3 separate regions of the Homo sapiens genome follow, and regions 1 and 2 are each linked to region 3. Evidence: chromatin contacts called from ENCODE Hi-C or POLR2A ChIA-PET data. All regions are on one chromosome and are shown on one strand. Each heading gives the region's core, a stretch centred on a gene start or an enhancer-like site at or near the end of the contact. The rest is flanking DNA. Distances are from core to core; before and after follow the strand shown.

Evidence for each region. Hi-C counts contacts between places; a loop is a spot of excess contacts on that map. ChIA-PET counts read pairs that join two places held with the same protein, here RNA polymerase II (POLR2A). Pooled maps may share reads with other maps.
Region 1: a loop to region 3 is called in a pooled map, with 2.2 times the contacts of the local background. The contact joins two enhancer-like sites. A Hi-C loop is called at or near these places in 1 of 50 pooled maps. POLR2A ChIA-PET finds 5 or more read pairs at or near these places in 2 of 52 experiments (A673 and HEK293).
Region 2: a loop to region 3 is called in a pooled map, with 4 times the contacts of the local background. The contact joins the promoter of HEATR3-AS1 here to the enhancer-like site in region 3. A Hi-C loop is called at or near these places in 2 of 50 pooled maps. POLR2A ChIA-PET finds 5 or more read pairs at or near these places in 3 of 52 experiments (HEK293T, OCI-LY7 and PC-9).

Annotation. Positions count from the first base shown.
Region 1 is chr16:50,037,968-50,041,730 of GRCh38, reverse strand. No RefSeq gene overlaps it. Among named protein-coding and RNA genes, the nearest start is that of CNEP1R1, 15 kb to the right of the region's middle. RefSeq lists silencers at 1,487-1,687, 3,147-3,347, 3,647-3,763. Within about 2 kb of position 2,475, at least 9 of the 41 ENCODE cell types and tissues checked have a DNase peak (open chromatin) inside an H3K27ac peak, as active enhancers do.
Region 2 is chr16:50,065,037-50,068,688 of GRCh38, reverse strand. It overlaps HEATR3-AS1 (HEATR3 antisense RNA 1), which reads left to right and starts at 2,365. Exons shown (of 3, transcript NR_186390.1): 1 at 2,365-2,636. HEATR3 (HEAT repeat containing 3) reads right to left here and starts at 2,719. Exons shown (of 15, transcript NM_182922.4): 1 at 2,420-2,719; 2 at 2,150-2,322. The coding sequence starts at 2,557. RefSeq lists silencers at 1,997-2,256, 2,337-2,386, 2,717-2,766 and an enhancer at 2,617-2,911.
Region 3 is chr16:49,956,537-49,960,228 of GRCh38, reverse strand. It overlaps the pseudogene NCOA5LP. Among named protein-coding and RNA genes, the nearest start is that of CNEP1R1, 67 kb to the left of the region's middle. Within about 2 kb of position 2,143, at least 4 of the 41 ENCODE cell types and tissues checked have a DNase peak (open chromatin) inside an H3K27ac peak, as active enhancers do.

The sequences.
Region 1 (3,763 bases), core at 1,226-3,725, 81 kb before region 3:
ATAAATCTGATAATTGTAGGAGACAGAATTTAAAACTCATCTTCTAGCAAGGATATATTTCTTTTTTAATTTACTTAATGAACTTACAATAGACTTAGTTATTTTAGTTTCTCTACCGTTACTTAAATTACAAATCTGAGGCCAAAGTGGGACGATCACTTGAGCTCAGGAGTTCAAGACCAGCTTAGGCAACAAAGTGAGACCCTGTCGCTACAAAAAATTAAAAAGTTAGCTAGGAATGGTGAGAGCCTGTAATCCCAGCACTTTGGGAGGCTGAGGTGTGAGGATTGCTTGATCCCAGGAGTTGGAGGCTGCAGTGAGCCATGATTGTGCCACTGCACGGCAGCCTGGGTGACAGAGCAAGACCCCAACTGAAAATAAATAAATAAATAAAATTTATGTTTTAGTGTATTTACGTATTTATATAAAAACTCAGTTTCAATACCAAAGTCAAGATTCATCCATTTGTTCAACAGCAATTGAGCATCTTCCATAGATGCCAGCACTCTTGGGTACTCAAGATACACCTATAACAAGTACTCAGAATAGCGACTCAAAAATTAGTTTGTGATTTTAAAAAAAAAGCTGGAAAGCTATCTTTTACATACATTATTTCATTTCATCCTTCTAGCTATTCTGCAAGATAGCTATCTAATAGGCCTAAATGAAATTAAGGTTCAGAGAGAATAAGTCACTTGCCCCACTGGCTAATGGAGGAAATGGGACTGTAATCCACATTGATCTGCCAAGTCTGGGTCCTTCCACTGCACGTGGCCCTGAGCTCTCTTACCTGCCAGATGGCATGAGGCTTGATTGGAAGCACTCTCATCTGTTAGATCAACTCTCCACAGCATGCTCCTGGAACACAACTGCTGTGTACCACTCTAGCAGTCAAGCAAGCAAGAGAAGCTGACTTTGAGTAAACTGAAAGCCAATTATTTAAAGGATATTGGGTACTTCAGGATTTTGGAGTGGTCTAGAGAGACTGGTTCAAGGCTAAAGTTCCAGAAGAAAAAAAATGCCCAAACCCATCTTACGGAACTGGTCGGATGAGGAAACTGATGCCACCACCACTGAGTCCCACTGAGTGCCCTGCCACGGAAACACAGCTTTACCACCTCCTCGCATGCCTGGGTCCCAAATGCAGGAGTCCAAAGTTTTCTGGGTTGTCCTGAGAGAGGATGGACTGACATAGCCAGCATTCCCCAAATCTAGCACGGGTGCTCAGAGGGAGCTGGGCAAGGCAACCACTCTGTGATTCTCTCTGTGGGATGTTCAATACATTTGCATGCCTCTTCTCCAATTAAAAAAGAGCAACTGGACAGACAGAAACCACAACAAACACTCTCTGTCCCCCAAATAATGTGAACAAGTCTTTGGTGAAATGGCAGAAAAGCAGGCAGTTTAACAGGTTTCTCTACTGCAGGGCCACTCGGGACATTCATGCATGCATTCATTCATTCGTTTGAGGCAGAGTGTCACGCTGTCGCTCAGGATGGAATGCAGTGGTACAATCATAGCTCACTGCAGCCCCGGCCTCCGGAGCTCAAGCGATCTGCCTGCCTTGGCTTCCCAAGCAGCTGGGATTACAGGCATTAGCCATCGTGCCCAGCCAACATGGAGCTTTTAATATGCTTTACAGCATGAACAATCTCCAGGAGGAGGATGTAGTAGTTCCCAAATATTGGTGATCATGGAACTTTTATTTCTGTAACAGGCTAAATATGATGGAAGAAGTGGTGCTGGTGGTAGGCTTTATGCTCAATTGCTTCTTCTTTTGTCCTCTGCGAAGTCCTATTCATTTGACATTAAAAGTTTTTTTTTTTTCCTTTTTTTTGAGACAGAGTTTTGCTCTTGTTGCCCAGGCTAGAGTCCAATGGCGCGATCTTGGCTCACTGCAACCTCTTCCTCCCAAGTTCAAGCGATTCTCTTGCTTCAGCCTCCTGAGTAGCTGGGATTACAGGTGTTAGCCACCATGCCTGGCTAATTTTTGTATTTTAGTAGAGACGGGGTTTCACCATGTTGGTCAGGCTGGTCTCGAACTCCTGACCTCAGGTGATCCACCTGCCTCGGCCTCCCAGAGTGCCAGGATTACAGGCATGAGCCACCACACCCAGATTATTTTTTTAATATTAAAAAAATTCCCCACTTGCCAAGGCTGACCTATCATTTGCCCTCTAAGAGGTTTTTGGGTAAGCCCAGGCAAAGATTTTTTTTTTTTTTAAAGGTTTTAGTTCTGATTCCACTCCCTGAACTGTAGTTCTGGGGCCCACATATCTCATCTGGGCTATAGCAGCCACTCCCAACTGGCCTCCCAGGTCCTGCCCTGTCATCACAAATGCAAATCCAGTTGTCACTTCCTTAACTGAAAACACTCTGATGGCTTCCCATTGCCCTCGTGAAATGCCATGTTCTGGTTCCTACTTCCTTCCCGTTTTCTCTTGTCACAGCCCCCTCCCCCGCAAAACTTCTCCCTCTAAGGGCAACCAGATGTTTGCTAATCACCTACTTTGGAAAGCTGGTCTGGCTGGATCCTCTTCCCATGGACTCCTGTAGCATCCTACATTTTTACTTTTCATAGCACTTAAACCGCATGGTAACTGCTTGACCACTTGACCACTGGTCTGTACTCCCCACCAGATAACAAGTTCTGAGGTTCTGAGAGGCAGAAATTCATTTTGATTTTTTTTTTTTTTTTTTTGGAGACAGTCTTATTCTGTCACCCTGGCTGAAGTCCAGTCACACAAGTCATAGCTCACTGCAGCCTTGAACTCCTAGGCTCAGGCAATCCTCCCACCTTCGCCTCCTGAGTAGCTGAGACTGTGGGTGTGTGCTACACCCAGCTAATTTTCTTACACATTAATACCCAGCAAAACACTTGCCATGTAAAAGTGAGTCTATAAAGTGATGAACACACTTTAAAATAGGGTAACAAATATCTTTTTATTTTTCTCTGTCCCTTTAAAATATGGTAACAAATATCTTTTTATTTTTCTCTGTCTCTCATACAGTCAGACTGGCATAGCAGGTATCAGTGGTACACTAAAAACATCAGATTTTAATGTGTTCCATGATGAAGCAGACAAGACGCACTTCCTAGCTTTGGTGGGAAAAAAAGAAATTATACTTACCCTTTGTAAAAGCATAGAGAAAGTTTAGAGCTGAAGAATAAGACTCAAACTTCTATGGTTTCAACAGGACAGGAAGCGAGAGAAACCTCAGTTGCTGAGGGCAGGGTATTTGTCAGTTAGAAGGATTGTTAAATCTTTATAAAATGCCAATCAAGATGGCTAGTTCTAAAGGAGAAAAGAGCGTCTCAAAAAGCAGCACTATCAGATAGTCACGAGCTTGAATGTTTTCAGAGAGGTTCTTCAGGAAAACACCAAACACCATTTTCAGAATGAGAGGCCAAATATCCTCTCTTTGCCTTTAGTCCAGTTTTCAGGAGTTTGCTTGGTTCAAAAGATTAGGTAAAATTTCCTCATGGTTATCTCAACTAAGATGTTGACTTTGGGCAAAGTTGTAACAACGTTTTTTTTTTCCCCCTTAAAGATTTGGGTTAACACACTTACTGAGTATTGACTCTGCAGCTAGGCACTATTTAAGTGCTTTACATGAATTAACACTTTAAGACTTGAAATAAGCCTGGAAGATTAGCATTATGCCTGTATCCTATATATTATCTCTCTGTACCAAAGAAACTGGCATTATGCCCACTTAATAAATGAGGAAACTAAGGTTGCATAATTTAGCTGAAGTTACA
Region 2 (3,652 bases), core at 1,116-3,615, 110 kb before region 3:
AGGTTTCCCAGAGGAAATAGCTTATTGTTTCTGTCATACGCTGCAGAACCAATCCAGAGATTTCCATCTGTTCTGATCCATGTTCTACAAGATATAAACAGACGACGCTGTCATATAACTTAGTTCTGAGGTCTGAAACAGTATACAGGTGCATGGCTACAAGAAGGGGAGAGGGGAGACTTTTCTCATGTGAATAAATCACATCATGTATGAAGGGACCTTTTCTTGGAATCAAGACTACAAGGGCAGGGCTAGGTGCTGTGGCTCACACCTGTAATCCCAGCACTTTGAGAGGCCTAGGTGGGAGGATCAATTGAGCTCAGGAATTCAAGACCAGCCTAGGAACAGCGGGAGACCCCGTTTCTAAAAAAATAAAATAAAATAAAAAGCGAACTGCAAGGGCAGCAAGGTGGGGCTACTGAGAATGACACCCCCTAAAGCAGCCCTGGGTAAATTTTAATTGGAAAGACATGACTTCCGAGTACACAGCACTGTGCTAGTCCCTAAGGATATGGAGATAGTCAGAAGATGCCCTCACAATGTGCCAGGATCCCCCAGCCTCTGTATGCTGTGGGAGGAAGGGAAGGGCTTTCCACATGCTGTTTCCTCCCTAAAGGAAGAAGAGCGTCTATCCCCCCTCCATCAACTGGTGAATGCCCATTCATTCCTCCGAGCTCACCTCAAGCACCACTCACTCAGTCTTCTTCCCTGAACCCTTTGTTTGTACCCTCTTTTAGCACCCTTTGTCATTACCATTCATTGTAATCATACACTTATGTAACTGTTTGGTTAATGCTTGTCTCCCTCAATACACTTTAAGATTTCTTAAGGAGAGACATTGCCTTGCTCATTACCCCATGCCCACAGCTTAGCTCAGTGTCTGGCACACAGTTGGCACTTTATACATATTTGCTATATCAGTGAATGAAATATAAATAACAAACAGAGACAGAGCTGTAAGAACTACAAATACTAACCTCTACTCTTGCCCCCTCTGCAGTCCATTCTCTGCACAACCAGCAGAGTGGTCTTCACAAAATGTGTTGCAGCATGTCACTTCCCTGCTTAGAGTTAAGTCCTCAGCCCTACACCATCGTACAGCTCATCCCTCTCTCCAGCCTCACTTCCTGTAATTACCCACCCCTGCTCTTCTCAGCCACCTACCTACCCTCTCTGCTGTTTAACCACGTCAAGCTGCCTGCTGCTTCGCTTCTTTGCTGTTGCTGCTCCCTTTGTGGGGAATATTCTTCCCCCTATTTTCCCATGCCTCCTGGCTCTCTCACCCTGCACATCTCCTTTCACAAGTCATCTAAAGAGCACCTTTTTTTTTTTTTGAGACAGGGTCTTGTTCTATCACCCAGGCTGGAGTGCAGTGGTGTGATCATAGCTCACTGCAGCCTCGAACTCCTGGGCTCAAGCGATTCTCCTACCTCAGCCTCCTGAGTAGCTGGGATTACAGGCACCCACCACCATGCCCGACTAATTGTTTATAATTTTTCTACAGACGGGGTCTTGCTATGTTGCCCAGGTTGGCCTTGGACTCCTGGCCTCCAGTGATCCTCCTTCCTTGGCCTCCCAAAGCAATGGGATTACAGGTGTGTGCCACCGCGCCCGGCCCAAGAGCACCCAATTCAAACTTCCCACCCCCAACTCATCATCATCTCGTTTTCCCACAGCAATTCTCACTATTTAATATTATGTTTTACCTTTTTACTAGCTTCCTGTCTGTCTCCCCATCAACATGACTTGTGCCAAGACAGGGATCTTGGCTGTCAACAGATCTCGCTCAAAAGTCTTGGCTGCTCAAAGTCCCCTGCATCTAGAACGATTCCTGACACATGAACTGAAGAGTTCATCCAAGCAAGGGACCCTAAGGAGGGCTTTTGGAGAGTGTAAAACGTGCGCAAGGCGTGAGGGCAGGACGCCTGAGCAGGTGGACGCTGCAGGTGAAGCAGCCAGGTGGACAGATGAGATGCGGGGATACTGGGCTTCTCCGGAGCCTGGAGACTGGCTTCAAATCTCTGCAAACGGGAGACCGGGCCAGTGCCTGATGGCACACAGAAGGCGCTGGGTGACCGCTGCGACCGCCCGCAGCCCAGACGCGGGGGAGGCCAGCGGTGGGCACCGCCCCGCACCCTTCCTGGCTCACCTCAGCGCGCCGGCTGCAGTCTCCCTGACGGCCAGGCTGGGGTCTAGCAGCAGCGGCCCGAGGCGGCGCACGGCGTCTCGTCGCGCCAGGCCCGGGAGTGCCGGCCGCTGCTGCACCAGCCGGGCCAGCCCTGCGCAGGCGCACTCGCGGACCTCGGCGCTCGGGTGCTGGAGCTGCGGATGAGAGCGAAAAGGGTCAGAAGGCGCGCAATGCGCACGCGCGCGGGGCAACCTCGTCTCGCCTCCCGGCCCGACGGAGCCCTCGCCTCACCTTTTCCAGCAGCTCCGCCGCCGGCCCGTCGTCCTCCTCGCCTCCGGTCCCATTCGCCGCCGCAGCCGCCTCGGCCTGACAGTCGCCCGTAGGGGAGAACTGAGGTCGCTTGAAGCGCTTCGTCCGGCTCTTGCCCATGGTGACGTGCGCTGGGCGGACAGACCACCGAGAGAGGAGGGCAACAGCAGGCGGTGGAGGCTGCCGCGCCGTTAACAAGGTCCGTTGCTGCTGCTCAGCTGGGCCGGCTGACGGCTGCAGCACACATGGGCAAGCCGTGCGCAGGCGCACGGCGCGTCGTCTGCCGGGTCGGGGTTGGGGCGGGGCGGGGTGGGGGGAACTGGCGCACGGAGCGCGCAGGCGTGGAAGAGGGCATAGGCGGGGCCAGCTTCGGCAAAGGGGCGGAGCCTTGTGGGTTTACCGGGTAAGTAGGAGGTTGGACTAGAATAGTAACGCCGACCCGGGCGAGAGGATCACTTGAGGCCAGAAGTTCGAGACCATCTTGGGCAACATAGGAAAACACTCCACTCCCTGTCCTCCCCACCAAAAAAATTAAAAATTATCTGGGCATAGTGGCGTGTGTGTGTAGTCCCAGCTACTTGGGACGTTGAAGCCGGAGGATCACTTGACCCCAGGAGTTTGAGGCTGAGGTGAGCCGTGATCCTGCTACTGCACTCCATCCTGGGCGACAGAGCGAGACCCTGTCTCAATCAATCAATCAAGCAACCAATAAGTTAGTAACACCGGCTACAAATAATCAAATGTGATTAAGAATACCTAACTTGCAAGGTTATTGTAAGTTCTGTAAAGTTCATAAAGTTCTGTAAAGTGCCTAACACCAAGCCTGATATATAGCAGGTACTCAAAAAGCATTAACCACGATTTTATTTTGTGTCCCCAGCACCTCCCATAGCTCCTGTCGTAGACAGAGACTAGTTAATGTTTTGGAACGAATGTGTGTCTATATTTGATAAAACAGAATCGCTTAAGAACCTAATCTCCCTGCCTTAGTTTCCTCATCAGTGAAGTGGGGACATCGATAGTATATACCTCATGGAGTTGTTACGAAGACTAAATGTGTTCATATGTTTAAGGTGCTAAGAACAGAGACTGGCAGATACTAAGCACTATGTAAATGTTTGGAAACGTATTTAACAAAGAGATTCTTTTGCAGATATTTGTTGAGTACTAGGTACAGTGCTGGGCATTGGAATAAAGCAGTAATCAAGACAGTTT
Region 3 (3,692 bases), core at 894-3,393:
TGTTCACCCTTTTTTAGGCCAGGTTTGTTTAGACATAAGAATTCCCATTGACACACAGCACCTCCATCCCCCCGACCCCACCCCGTCAGCCTAGCCTGGAGGTGTCCACTTGTGAAATGAGGGTTTGTGTGGAAGTGGGGAGCCACGCTGCCAGTTGTTATGGTTTTGAAACAGAATGGAATGTTTGATTTTGAAACCCTTCAGAGTCCCTGCTGCTGCGAGTCCTAGTCACTCTCATCCATAGACAGTCACAGCTCCACCAAAAAGCAGAGACAGTTTAAACAACTTGTGGCTAGATTAATTGTGTTTTCTGATGGTTTTTTCTCCTTTTTTGTAAATGTGTTTTTTAAAAATCAGGGCGCCCGTGTGGTAAAACAGGCTCTTCTTGTCCCTGGTACATCGTCCTGTGCCCTCGAGGATGCACCGGGGCTGGTGACTGAAGCACTTAGGAGATTTCTTGCTAAGTGGGAGCAGCAGGAATGTCCTGCAGTTTCTCAGAGGGCTGGAGAGCAGGCAGATGACATTCCAGGACAGGAGTGCCACCGTAGCCACCCCAGCCTCCGTGCACTCAGCACCTTCTCTTCCTGTTAAATTTGGGGACACATTTGTACAGGGATGAGTTGAGCCTGATCACTGACTGCCTGAAGACCAGAAAAGGACAACTGGGAGGTATTTGGTGCTGTCCCTTTTCCCTCCCATTTCAGATACCAGAAAGTCCTTTTTCTGCACATCCATTTGTGAAGGAAAACCAAAAAAATTTTCCTTTATGAGAGAATGTGCCTCTGTAATGTGTATATCCTACAGAGGCATTGGATTTGAGTGTGTTTCAGATAGGAATAGACTGTTTCAGTATTTCACCTTTATGGACAAAAATGCTTCTTCTAAAGCTAAATTTTCTTTTGAAACAGATTTTAAATATATAAATAGAATGACCTCTAAAGATAGATGGATGTGTAAGAAATAGTTCCAGTTCCCTATCAGTTTATTTTCCTGATTCTATATTTCAGTTTTTGTTTTTAGTTTTATTTTTTAATAGTTTGTTTTTGTTGTTGTTGTTGTTTTGAGATGGAGTCTTGCTCTGTCACCAAGGCTGGAGTGTAGTGGTGTGATCTTGGCTCACTGCAATCTCCGCCTCCCAGGTTCAAGCGATTCTTCTGCCTCAGCCTCCTGAGTAGCTGGGATTACAGGCACACACCACCACACATGGCTAATTTTTGTATTTTTAGTAGAGACAGGATTTTGCCATGTTGGCCAGGCTGGTCTCAAACTCCTGACCTTAAGTGATCCACCCCACCCACATTGGCCTCCCAAAGTGCTGGGATTACAAGCATGAGACACTGTACCTGGCCTAGATTTCAGTTTTTAATTGAGACATTTGTAAGGTTACTTTTAAGTACATGGTAAATGTGAAGAAGCAACTCCTAATCTTGAAGGTTTTATTTTATTTTTTGAGACAGGGTCTTGCTATGTTACCCAGGCTGGTCTTGAACTCCTGGGCTAAAGCGATCCTCCTGCTTCATTCAGCCTCTGGAATAGCTGGGACTACAGGCATGAGCCACCACTCCTGCTTAATCTTAAAGACTTTAAAGAGCATTCCAATTAGAAGCCAAACCCTTGAAGTAGTGACTTTTTCGTTTGCTTGTTTTGAGTTAAGTGGGTGAGAAGAGAATAATAATCACTTGTCCCTTTTAGGAAAAAGAAGCAGGCTGTGTTATAGGACCATGTTAAAGCCGTAAAGAAATTGTTTATCTTACAAAACACAGAATGTGATTGATTTTGGTGCAATTTTATTGTACCTACTTTCTCAGGGCAGGGGGAACCCATGAATTTAAAACACAGCAGTCTTGTTTCTTTTTGATTATAGAAATCTCAAAGTCAGTGAACGTGAAGATCTTTCTTGAGTAGGCTGTTGTTCTTTGTGTGGCTTGCTGGCTTGGACTGCAGACTTCTGCTAACCGTTTGTTTTCTTCCTTTTTCCAGGCTTGGAGATGCTGGATCCTTCAGCCAGCAGTGAGCATTCCTCATTTCAAGGCAGGAATCCCCCCCATTGTGGGCAAGCTGCCTCCACTTCTTCCAACTCCTGGCAGGAAATCCTTCCTGGGTCCCTCCTTCAGCTCCTGTCAAGTCCCGTTTGTGAGGTGATAGGCCTGGTGGACACCTCCTTCCACTGCCAGCTCAGTGCTTCCCCCTAGGGACACAACAGATGAGTAGCTCTTCTGCTTCTCGGAGAGCTCCCCGGAGACAGCGGGCAGTTTAGAGCCATGGCAGCGTGTGCTGTTTTATATATATATATATATATATATATATATATATATATATATATATATATATATATATATATTTTTATGGAGTCTCACTCTGTCACCCAGGCCGGAGTGTGGTGGCACAATCTTGGCTTTCTGCAGCTTCCACCTCCCAGGTTCAAGCAATTCTCCTGCCTCAGCCTCCGGAGTAGTTGGGACTACAGGGATGCACCACCACGCCTGGCTAATTTTTGTATTTTTAGTAGAGACAAGATTTTGGCATGTTGGCCAGGCTGGTCTCAAACTCCTGAGCTCAAGTGATCTGCCTGCCTTGGCCTCCCAGAGTGCTGGGATTACAGGTGTGAGCCACCGTGGCCGGCTGAGAGTGTGTTGTCAATCTGCCACGTTAAAAAACAAGTTGCCAGTGAAATCTTTATGGAAAGGTGGCTTTCACCTGGACCTTAAATAAAATTTAGATCTGGGGATGTCTTTGTAAATAAGAGTCAAATACAGCTTTGACCTTTTATGGGAACCGGGAATTTTTGAGCCAAAAATCTTTCTTATGAGCACAACATTTCAACCTTGACTGCTGTTGGGGATTCAAATAGAGGGAATATGCCAGCTTGCTTTGGAAGCTGTACATGTGCAGGCCTTTGATTGTCAAGGTCAGCCTGTATTGACGATCCTCAGCCCTGCGGGGGAGCATTTCTGTGCCCCACCCCCTTTTGACCTGTTGCCTTTGGAGATGGGTGAGAGTCCGGTTCTGCCTCCCCACCCCCATGCCCTCCTATTTGGGCTTCCTTGCTCTTGTGCCTTTCCTTTTTCCCTTCCTTCCACTGGTCCTCCCCTCACTCCCTGGGCCTCTGGACTCAGCCTCCCAACTCCCGATGGGCTCAAGCCTCCCTAAGACTGGGTGTGTCTCCTGCTTCAGGCCCCCTCTTGGCTCACCCACAGGCCCATTGTGAGTACCTGGACTTTTCCTGTGAGGAGTGAGCAGAGAATGGGGAGAAGGGCTCAGGAAGAAATCTTTCTGCTCTCATTTGCCTCCCATCCTTGCCATTAGTTTAGGAACAAAGCTCTTTCTGACCTTCACAAAAGGCCCGGTTCAGGGCCTTTATGGTAAGCACTTTGAGAAAATGTCTTGTGTAGCAGGGTAAGGGCTGTGCCGGACAGCCTGCCTGTCCAAGAGGGACAAGGCTGGGTGCTGGGTGGTGTGCCAGGCCAGTATTCTGGATGGCTGGAGGGAGGCCAGCTTTTGAGGAGCAGAGGATTTCAGCCATTAATGGCGCATCTGGGAACTTCACTGCTTTGAATGTTTAAGAATATGTGTTCCAGGCTGGGTGTGGTGGCTCACACCTGTAATCCCAGCACTTTAGGAGGCTGAGGTAGTGGATCATCTGAGGTCAAGAGTTTAAGACCAGCCTGGCCAACATAGTGAAACCCCGTCTC